2 separate regions of the Homo sapiens genome follow, and region 1 is linked to region 2. A link is an interaction called in ENCODE POLR2A ChIA-PET data of the cell type or tissue named here. Cell type or tissue: CD4-positive, alpha-beta T cell. All regions are shown on one strand. Each heading gives the region's core, and the rest is flanking DNA. Links, peaks and the distances in the headings are about the cores only.

Region 1 (5,320 bases), core at 321-5,320, 500 kb after region 2:
TATTTGGCCATTGTGGTTCCCTAGCTTGCCCCTCAGCATTGTCTGCCTTGTTTTCTATCTTTAGAGTTTATTTGATATAGATAGATAGATATAGATATAGATATCTCATGTGTTTGTCTTCTATTCTTACAAAACAACAAAATAATGTATGGGCCTTTTTGAGAACATACACGCTCTGGTCCAATATGTGGTAACTTTGATTTAGTGGGTTTAGGATGTTACCAGGGCATATCAAGCTCCTGGGGTGACTGTATACTTTGGATGAGAATTATTCTATCCATGATATGCCCTTGGAAGGCAGGAATCAGTTTTTATTCATCTTTTGTTTCCTTCAAAAAATGTGTCTTGCATCCATTAAATCTTCTGTTGAACTGAAATGCACAGATGACTCATTCCCAGTGAGATAAGTCTTTTTAGCAACTGGTAGTTTTTATTTTTCCCTTATCAAATTTCAGCCTTCTTACCATGCTAGCAAATACATGTTTTGTAGATCTTGTGACTTCATTTTTTTTTTTAAGAATGGTTACCCATTCTAGGACTCAGGTTATGGCATTGTAACAAGATGTGAAAAATGGAATTCTTTTAGTTTCAGATTTGGCTTAGGCTCCAAGCTGCTATGTACCAAAATAAGGTGTGAGACCACCATGTAGGAGTTGCAAAAGATGGGGATAAAAAACATGTTTTGTGACTCATAAAAAAGGCCAGGTTGATGGAAATTAAAACATGATTTTTGGAGAGAGCTATTAGAGTTTTAGGGCTCCCTATATGAAGGAATTAGGGAGGCTTGCTCTCATCTCAAGCCCTCACTGAGAAAGGGCTTTTCTGGTACAGAGACTTTCTACCTGATAGTTCAACTGGATAGCCAGTGGCAGAATTAGCTGTGTGGTTTGGGCAGTTACTGTACTGATGAGAGTGGAGCAGAGGTGTTTCCTGTGGACCAAGGTGAGCACACACAATTGTGAGAGAGTGTGTCTGAATATGTTCAAGAGGCTTTCCTGGAAGTGTGACAGGATCCCAACACAGAGAATCTCTGGAGGACTGCCAAGAACCTAAGACTGAAGGGAAAGTCATAGCATCCATCCAGAGGGTAAATTACCCTTTTCAAAGAATAGGTAAGAAATCTCCAGGGCCTAGGGAAAGGAGAAGTGTCTGAAGAACATGAGAAAGTACCCCATAAGAGAACCACAGTAGTTTTTGAATACCTTGCAAACTCAAAAAGCACCAATGCAAAACTAGTAAGATAATACCAGTCATCAAATAAGAACTTTGCTGCTCCTTTCACCTTTCCCTCCATTTAACCCTCAACCTGGAGGGCCACAACTCTTAATCAGCAAGCTGAGGGAAGAGGACTGGAAGTACTACAGGATAAAGAAGCACTATAGGCCTTGGTGTGCTGGCTCACACCTGTAATCCCAGCACTTTGGGAGGCTAAGATGGGCGGAGCACTTGAGGTCAGGAGTTCCAGACCAGCCTGGCCAACCTGGCGAAACCCCGTCTCTACTAAAAATACAAAAATTAGCTGGGCATGGTGGTGCATGCCTGTAATCCCAGCTACTTGGGTGGCTGAGGCAGGAGAATCACTTGACTCCGGGAGGCAGAGGTTGCAGTGAGCTGAGGTCATGCCATTGCACTCCAGCCTGGGTGACAGAGTGAAACTTCATCTCAAAAAAAAAAAATAGCCCTATAGGACAGCGGTCCCCAACCTTTTTGTAACAGGGACTGGTTTCATGGAAGACAGTTTTTCCATGGACCATACCGGGTGTAGGGGGTAGGGGCAGGATGGGGAGAGGAGCGTTAGATTCTCTTGAGGAGCACTCAACCTAGGTCCTTCACATGCGCAGTTCACAATAGGGTTCTTGCTCCTATGAGAATCTAATGCTGCAGCTGATCTGACAGGAGGTGGAGCTCAGGCAGTAATGCTTGCTCGCCCACCGCTTACCTGCTGCTGTGCAGCCTGGTTCCTAACAGTCTGTGGCCCAGGGGTTGGGGACCGCTACTATAGGAAACAAAGCAGTCAATGGTGCCTCTTTTCTACTACAACCGGTCAGTCTGTAGCAGGCCCATGCTAGGAAGGGAGAAGTTTTACCTGTAAATGAAGCTTTATGTATTTGATTGTTACACTGAGACATTAATTGCTGAACTGGAGGTCATTTTATAGAACTTAAAGTGACAGGAGGATTGCTTACTGAAAAGTGACTGGAAAAGCATAGATCTGTTCTAAATTTCCTCTAGGTCCTAGATTGTGGGAGAAGGGGAAGAACTACTGCTGCAGAACTAGTTTAAAGGGATTGCAAAACACAGCATTTCATGTTTATAGCTCATACATCCTGCTTTTCCTGTGTAATGCCTTTAGCACTTATGGGTTGGCTCAGAGGCACCAATCCTGACTGGGACTTGAGGAAAGTTTTGAATTACTTACGAATCAGTCAGTGATCTTTCTGGTAATATAAGCAAGTGGTGGCTTTTCCCAACACCTCATAGAGAGTCTGTGAATATAATCTATTGTCTACAAAGATTTAGACTAAATTCAAATTTTACATAAATATTGTCGACATTACCAATTTGAGGGAAAAAATGTGATGCTTTCAAAATAGAATGTTTTAAAAGTATGTGTGCACATAAATATAATTCCTTGTGCCACTGTAAGCATGGGAAGGATTGAAATTGCTGGGCCCCATGGAGCAAAGTCACATCTCTTAAAAGCTCGTTTGGAATGGACCTTCTCAAGTGTAGGAGATCCCTTAACCATACTTTTAAAGTTCCTATTTTTCCTTTTGGCTTAATTGGTCTGATAGCAGTAGTAAGTAAACTGCTGTCAACATCCTCAGTTTATAGTGTTGTTTGTAATCTCTTTATCCTCACCATGTCTTCTTAATGCCACTTTTTCTAGTACCTTCTCTCTTTTTACATTCCCCTTTACTTTGCATAGCACACTGAAACTCTACAAAATGTTAGTGCATACATGATTTAGCTTTCATTCTTCTAAAAAAAAAATCTTTGCTAAGATCCCTACATATTAACTGCCTTTAATGGGAGGTGCTGTTTTTCAATTCCAGGCGGCAAGTTTAATGCAGAACCCTCAAGTTCAACAGCTGTAAGTATATAGAAAGAGCTTATTACACTTCCCCAACCCTTCCACTTGCCAGGCTCCTAATTTGAGCACATCAGCTCAAAAATGATGAAACTGTTCTGAATGACAGTCAGTTGGAGCTTAAAGCCACACACATTTGGCCTAGCCTCTGGTATAACATGGGTATTTTATTAACTTTTCCTCGTCCAGTTGTCCTATTTGTTAAGAATATATACCAATCCCAGTGATGTATTTCTTGTGTACTCTAGAATGTCAGGAATGATGACAAATGCCATTGGGGGACCTGCTGCTGGAGTTGGGGGCCTAACTGACCTGTCAAGCCTCATCCAAGCGTAAGTATTATTTAAAACAGAAATAGTGAAGATGTATTTTATGTTTTACAGCCTATCTCTATGGTGAGGGGTCAGGGCTTTCTTTTTAAATGTTTATCTTTTACCGTTAGTAACTTTAGCCTCCTTAATGTTACTAAATCTGAAAGAAGTTCATGAATTACAACCACTTTTTAGACTGCAGGGCAGGAATCCATACCTAGATAGTCTGGCCAGCCCTGTCTGTTGAGAAAAAGAACCATGTTTATTATGCTTCCCCCCACCCCCACCCCCGCCCCCGGTTCATTATGCTTTATTTTTTGGGACTTTCAAGTACCAGCAGAATCTTTTTCTTCTTTTCTTTTTTGGCACCATCTCAATAAGGCAGGTGAGGGACAGATATTAGAAAAGTAGATAATTTATATCCCTACCCAATGGCTAGAGAAACTGAGGTACAGGTTAGTGACTTACTAAGGAACCCATAGCACATTCAGTCTTTTCATTTGCAGCCTAATTTTACTTGATTGTGTTGTCAGCATGAAATTAGGGTCCTTGGTTTTTAAGTGGGGGTATCAATACTGTATCTCTGCTTACAGAGGGTCCCAAGGATTGGTGACCTGGTACTTTGAGGGTATGGAGACAAACAGTAAAAATCATATGTCCAAATAAATTGTGATCTCATATATATATAAAGCTATTAATCCCCCATTTTTTCCCAATGAAGATCCAGGAAGTTTTTCAGCAGACTTCAAACTACTCAGGGACACAGATGAAGGTCAAATATCCTCTTAAAATATATATCAATTTAGGTACACATACATAGTTTAAAATCACTTGTTACATACTTTAATGTTCAGGCAATTCAGGAAATTTTTATTCAAACTTTTTCAGTGCCTGTCAACACTTAGAGGAACTACTTGCATCTTCTCATTACTTGAGCACATTGCCTTCACTTATATCAAATTGGCGAAGACAACTTTGCTTTTTGAATCTGTGTCTGATGCTCTCGCTGGACATTTTATATGAAGCCACAGTACCACTTGTTGTTTGTCAGCACAACTGTGTATCCACTTAGAATATTGCATTTTTAGAATGACCTTTAAATGGCATATAATGACATCTAACACTGGCAATAGAGGGTCACATACTACAATTTGTGTTAAACTTCTTAGTGTTTTTAAAATTACTTGTTAGGTGACCTCCAAAAGCATCCCAAACTGGGTGTTATATGAGACTATTAAGACTTGGGTATAAAAGCATTGTATTTGAGCACATACAATAAAAACATATACGTCTTACCCTTTGCTTCTTTGTCATTAGCACTAGAGAAGTAGATTTCACCCAGTTGAGGTACTTATTTTTTTTAGCATGGGTGTTTTGTTTCTTATAAAGAACACTGCATTGTAATAATGCTATATGGAGGCATTGGTAAACTTGTAGATTCTAAAGTCATGGCTCTGAAACTTGTTTTTATAGAAAAAAGCCCCCTTTAGGTAGCTCCTACATTTTCTGCATTTCTTTTTGCGTGGGTAAATGTGACTGGCAATTCCCTATTCAAACCACATTGCCTCTTTACTACAGGGGACAGCAGTTTGCTCAGCAGATACAGCAACAAAATCCTGAACTTATAGAGCAACTGAGAAATCACATCCGGAGCAGATCATTCAGCAGCAGCGCTGAAGAGCATTCCTGATTTAACCAGGGGCTCAAGCCCAAGATACAAATGGTTTATGGCTATGAATGAAGTATTTGTTGTAGATAGTACCCCCTCCCTCCTTCAAAAAACCAAACACCATATCTGATGTGTGAAAATAATGGAGGAAAACCTCTTGTGTATATTCTTAAAGAATAAATCTGTTTAGACAATAGGTTTATCACAAACAAACTCAAAACATAACATGACTCCTTTTGAAATGATCAC
Region 2 (5,386 bases), core at 224-5,223:
TAGAAAAAATATTAATGGCGTGGCGTTTCTGCTTCTCTCAAGTGTATTTTCTCAGCAGCTAAAACAAGTTTTGCTTATCAAATCCTTTGTCATGTATCTAGCTCCTTGCTGCCCCACTGTGGATTATAACAAAGTAACAGGCCCTTTTCAAAAACTGAAACATAAACTGGCTTGTAAAATGTGAACTTTCTATACCCAATTATCAACAATGTCTACTTAAAAAGCATTTACATTACTATCATTTTAGAGAGAAATTGCTTTTCCCTCCAACCTCCTATCATTTCATTACTGTTGTTCTATTAATTTAAAATTTAGTGTACAAGTTGCTTAGATGTAAGCAAAACAGTTACAATCTGAAAAGTAAATATGACAGGAATAATTATAAAATAGATTACGTTATTATTATTAAAAACCATTTTGCTTATCAGATTAGCAAATGATACATATTCTAAACTACTTCAACTCAGAAACAATGAACTTCACTAGGTCTATAATTTAAGGGATATGGTACGAGGACATACCCAATGATCTATCTCACAAGTTCTGATAATCAGTGACCACATAGCTAAAAAACCAAATCCTCTGGAATTCATGTTATCCTTACCATTTCAGGAAACTGATTCTAAGAGACTAATAAAATAATTTAAGTTTTTCATTTCTAAAATAAAAAATGCTCACACGGTATATATAATATGTATTAAAATACAAAGCTCAAGAACTCTGAGAACACAACTCAATTCTACCTCTACCTAAGACTCTCTCCTCCATTACCCACTTTTATTCCCAAGACACTCCACAATTACACTTCTAATGTGGAAATTAGATACATTATTTGATTACATCAATGACATTCTCTTAACAGCTCAGCCTAAGAACCAAAAATACTTTTTTCAAAGCATGTGAATGTCAGCGTATTCCAGACTTTAAGATTACACAAAATCGCTCTGCCTTTATCAGTGTAATTCTTTTACTTATTTGTTCAGAAAGCACTATGTACAAGTGGATGTCTAATACCTACTAGCTGACGATAATGAGAGGAAAGTCTCCATAGACAGCAATCTAGACAATTACTTGAGAAAGAAATTGTATTAACAACTAAAGTTGGTGAGATTTAGACTTAAATTTGAGTTATACACCTTACCCAGCTATACAACCAGGATCATATTACTTAACCTAATCTGTTTTTCAACTGAAAAATAAAGACAATTAATAATTCAAGTTTTATTAGGTTGTTGAGGATTTAGGATAAAATCTGTAATGTGCAAAGCATAGAGTGTGACACAGAGTAGGTGCTCAATAAATATTGTTTTTTCCTTCCCTTTCTTGGTATCACCTTTAATGACAGTAAATTTAAGCATTAAAAAATTATTTAATATCATTTTCTTTAAAAGTATAAATTAGGAGACAATGTTAGAAATAAAAATATTAACTATTTTTTGAACAGTTAAAATATTCTCCATTTAGTAAACAAATCAGAACATTTGAAAAGCAGAAAAATGCTAAAAGACAAGAAATTGTAACTCTTGGCTGGGGGCGGTGGCGGCTCACGTCTGTAATTCCAGCACTTTGGGAGGCTGAGGCGGGTGGATCACCTGAGGTCAGGAGTTTGAGACCAGCCTGGCCAACATGGTGAAACCCCATCTCTATTAAATAAAATACAAAAATCAGTTGAGTGTGGTGGCACACGCCTGTAATTCCAGCTACTCAGGAAGCTAAGGCAGGAGAATCGCTGAACCCAGGAGGCAGAGGTTGCAGTGAGCAGATATTGTGCCACTGCATTCTAGCCTGGGTGACAAAGTGACACTCTGTCTAAAAAAAAAAAAAAAAAAAAAAAAATTCAAAGAAATTGTAACTCTTTACCAAGCTCTTCTGAAAGCATGAAACATTCCAAACTGCTGCCTTTATAAACTAATGTCAGTCATCTTTTATTCTCAAGGCCCCAGTTGTTACTGAAGAATGTATTTGAGCCAGGTGCAGTGACTGATGCCTGTAATCCCAGCACTTTGGGAGGCCAAGGAGGGCAGATCACTTGAGGCCAGGAGTTCAAGATCAACCTGGCCAATATGGTGAAACTCCATCTCTACTAAAAATACAAAAATTAGCCAGGCATGGTGGTGCACACCTGTAATCCCAGCTACTCGGGAGGCTGAGGTACAAGAATCACGTGAACCGAGGAGGGGGAGGTTGCAGTGGGTCAAGATCATGACACTGCACTCCAGCCTGGGCGATGAGCAAGACTCTGTTTCAAAAAATATATACATATATATTTAGGAATGAATGTGAACACTTGAACTTTCCTCTACACCAAACAACTTAAAATGGCCCGAGAAAAAGTTAAACATTCCCATGTCATCAAAAAAAGTAAATTCGTTATTAAAAAGGAATGAAAATAGTATTTGGTGCTGTGAAAGGTAATGTCTAAACAATCACAGAAACACAAAGGCATGTGTGACACAGAATCAATAAAATCACTTTGCAGTAAAGGTGTGGTTACAAGGCTCAAACCAGTACCCACAGCAAAGGAGGTTACATTAATTCTTCAATCTGTGGTTCAATGTGCTGAAATCCAGCAGTGATCTGTTTATTTTGAGCCTTGTTTTAACATATACTACTGCTTTCAACTTTATGCTTCTGAGGTAGTTTTTAAAAGTAAGTACAAGTACTAGAGAATTCTCAAACTTAATCTCTAAAATAAAGGAAAAGGGCTACTATACTTCTCATACAGAGCGTCAGCTTCCTCATGTTTTAAAACAGTGATGATAATAATCTTCTCCCAGGCCTGTTGTGAGGATTAAATAAGGTGAGACATGAAAAAGTCTACTGACATCATGTCTGGCATACAGTAAAGTGCACAATAAATGTCTACGATTATCTTTTATTATCTAGTCAAAGGCTGGTATTAAAAATAAACTACTAAAGCACAAGTTTTAAAAATGGGAAACATATATTCCTTTATCTCAAATTATTTTCTATTAAAAAACCATCTTTAAAAATCTTCAAAAATTTGCTAATATATATATTTAGTATTTTTAAGATAGTGTAGTATAAGTTAGGAACTTCCATTTACAGTCATGGTATCATCTGAAGTAAAGGATGTGGGTTTAGATAATCTTAAATCTCAAAAGTTGTTCTCATTGTACAGCTGTTACTATGGCAACTTGCTGCCACCTGGTGGTAGTAAAGCTATTAATAAACTGAAATCACGGTCCTAAGGAAAAACTCTAACCCTTAAAACTGACAAAATAAAACACGACCAAAATTTAAATGTTATGCACTTAACAAAATAAGGATAAAAATTAACTTAGGTGACAAAGAGGGCTAACACTGCAACTTCAGCAATCATTTTACATATTAAAATTAATCACACCATTCAAAAAAAGTTCAGGAAAAAGCCTAAGACGCAAATTCTTAATGTGCTTTTTAAAAAAAGTACCTTTCCCTGCCATCCCACCCTCTAAGAAAATAACAATTATTATTATTCTATTAAAATAGTGGTTACAAAGAATAGCTAAAACTCTTCAAATAATGTTGCCCAGTATCATCTCTTTCCCCACTCTGCTAGAGAAATGTTTACTCTGAAATTAGGAGAAAATGTTCTTATATTACTTTACAGGTTCCACTTGCGTACAGTAACCTTTTCTCCCTCCGTAAAAAATTTTGTTTCCAATTGTCATCAGCAAATCCCTTTGTAAAAATTTTAAGCATTATCAAACCTGCTGGAACTACGAGATCTTCGCGATGCATTGTAACTCCTGGGTGGTGTTCTGGATTTTTTATCCTTCTTTCTTTTTTCATCTATCTCTTTGGATCTGTCTTTTTCTCGTTCCTTTTCTTTGTCCTGTTCCTTTTCCTTCTCTTTGTCTCGATCCTTCTCATGCTCTTTTTCCCGTTCTCTCTCTCTGTCCTTTTCCTTGTCTTTTTCCCGGTCCTTTTCCCGTTCCTTGTCCCGGTCTTTGTTTTTACCCCGTTCCTTTTCTTTTTCACGTTCCTTTTCCCTCTCTCTCTCCTTTTCCCTGTCTTTCTCTTTCACTCTTTCCTTTTCCTTGATCTTTTCTCGAGTGTCTTTTCTCTTGTCCCTTTAAAAACAAAAATAAATAAATTCATAACTAAAATAGTTCTACCTCCTCCAAAAAGACCTCTCTCTCTTCAACAATTACCAACACAAGACAATTTATAGTACCTACAGACATTTACATATACATTTTTATATAGCTCAGGTGTACAAGAAGCTGCTAAACAAAGCTATTCATACTACGCAAGCTGAACTGAGTAGTTTGGAAACCTCATGAGTCACACTGACATCAGATTCAGATCACTGGCAATCAATATTAATCCTAGATTACTAAAACAATAAAAAAGGTTTAATTTCTCTCATTAAAAACCTAAACCACAACAGATTTTTAACAAATGAAGCCAATTAAAATATTATCCCTTAGCACTAACAGAACTCTGAGGAAAAAAAAATTATTGTTAATTTCTCTAAAACTCACCGTGAATGCGAACGACTCCTTGACTTCCGTCTCTCCCTTGATTTAGAGCGTTTTTTATGTGGGCTCTTAGATCTACGTCTGTCTTTCTGTCTTGAACGTGATCTATTATGGGATCTACTCCTAAAGAAAAAAAATTGTTAGAATATCAAAACTTAATTTACGATCTTTCAAACAAGAAAATTTAAAATCTATCCTAACAGTATTTAACAATATTTTAAAAATTTCTCTTAAATAATACTTTAGTTACATAATCTGAAATACATTTACTGGAAACTTTACCGGATATTTCATTGTCTAGAACAGAGACAGAAACAAAGAATTTAACAGTTATTTCGTATATTTTCAGATGTGGCTTTTGCTAGTCATTTTATGCCTCAAATCAGTATAGAAGATTTTTCCCTGTTGACTTGCATGTAATCTGGTCATAACACATCATGACAGGGAGTAGTGGTTACGTGGTTGAGTAGTTCCTGTGAATGTGTGCTGTCTGTCATAACAAACAAAAAGAATATATAAAAGGAAGCACAGTCCTAATGACAGCGCCACTGTGACAGGAAAATAAAAATCATTACTCATAAGTTAAAACTAGATATAATCAAATATTGGATTTGCAATGCCTTGATTTTATAGCTGTAACTATAATCATAGCTACCAGTTGAGTATCCCTTATGTGAAATGCTTGGAACCAAAAGTGTTTTGAATTTCACATTTTTGGAGATTTTCGAATATTTGCATTCTATATATACACACGCATAAAACTGGTTGAGCATCCCAAACACACAACTGAAAAATCCAAAATGCTCCAGTGAGCATTTCCTTTGAGCATCACGAAAGCGCTCAAAAAGTTTTGAAGCCTTTTGAATTTCAGATTTTCAAATTTGTGAGTCTCAACCTGT

What was found. Peaks named below come from ENCODE experiments on the same cell type or tissue, not always from the same donor. Only the 100,000 strongest peaks of a DNase experiment are listed, where the experiment ranks them.
Region 1: POLR2A ChIA-PET joins it to region 2 with 5 read pairs; 2 of 35 experiments call an interaction of 5 or more read pairs at or near these places.

What each region holds. Positions count from the first base shown.
Region 1 is chr5:65,670,018-65,675,337 of GRCh38, reverse strand. SGTB (small glutamine rich tetratricopeptide repeat co-chaperone beta) reads left to right here. Exons shown (of 11, transcript NM_019072.3): 9 at 3,057-3,094; 10 at 3,340-3,423; 11 at 4,981-5,320. The coding sequence ends at 5,092. Among named protein-coding and RNA genes, the nearest start is that of TRAPPC13, 48 kb to the right of the region's middle. In CD4-positive, alpha-beta T cell, for the core only: no CTCF peak of the experiment used is centred there; no DNase peak of the experiment used is centred there.
Region 2 is chr5:66,169,275-66,174,660 of GRCh38, reverse strand. It overlaps SREK1 (splicing regulatory glutamic acid and lysine rich protein 1), which reads right to left. Exons shown (of 12, transcript NM_001077199.3): 8 at 4,491-4,610; 9 at 3,714-4,076. Among named protein-coding and RNA genes, the nearest start is that of SREK1, 28 kb to the right of the region's middle. In CD4-positive, alpha-beta T cell, for the core only: CTCF peaks have their summits at 456 and 3,145 (motif pointing left); DNase peaks (open chromatin) are centred at 2,510, 3,150 and 4,930; H3K27ac peaks cover 607 bases.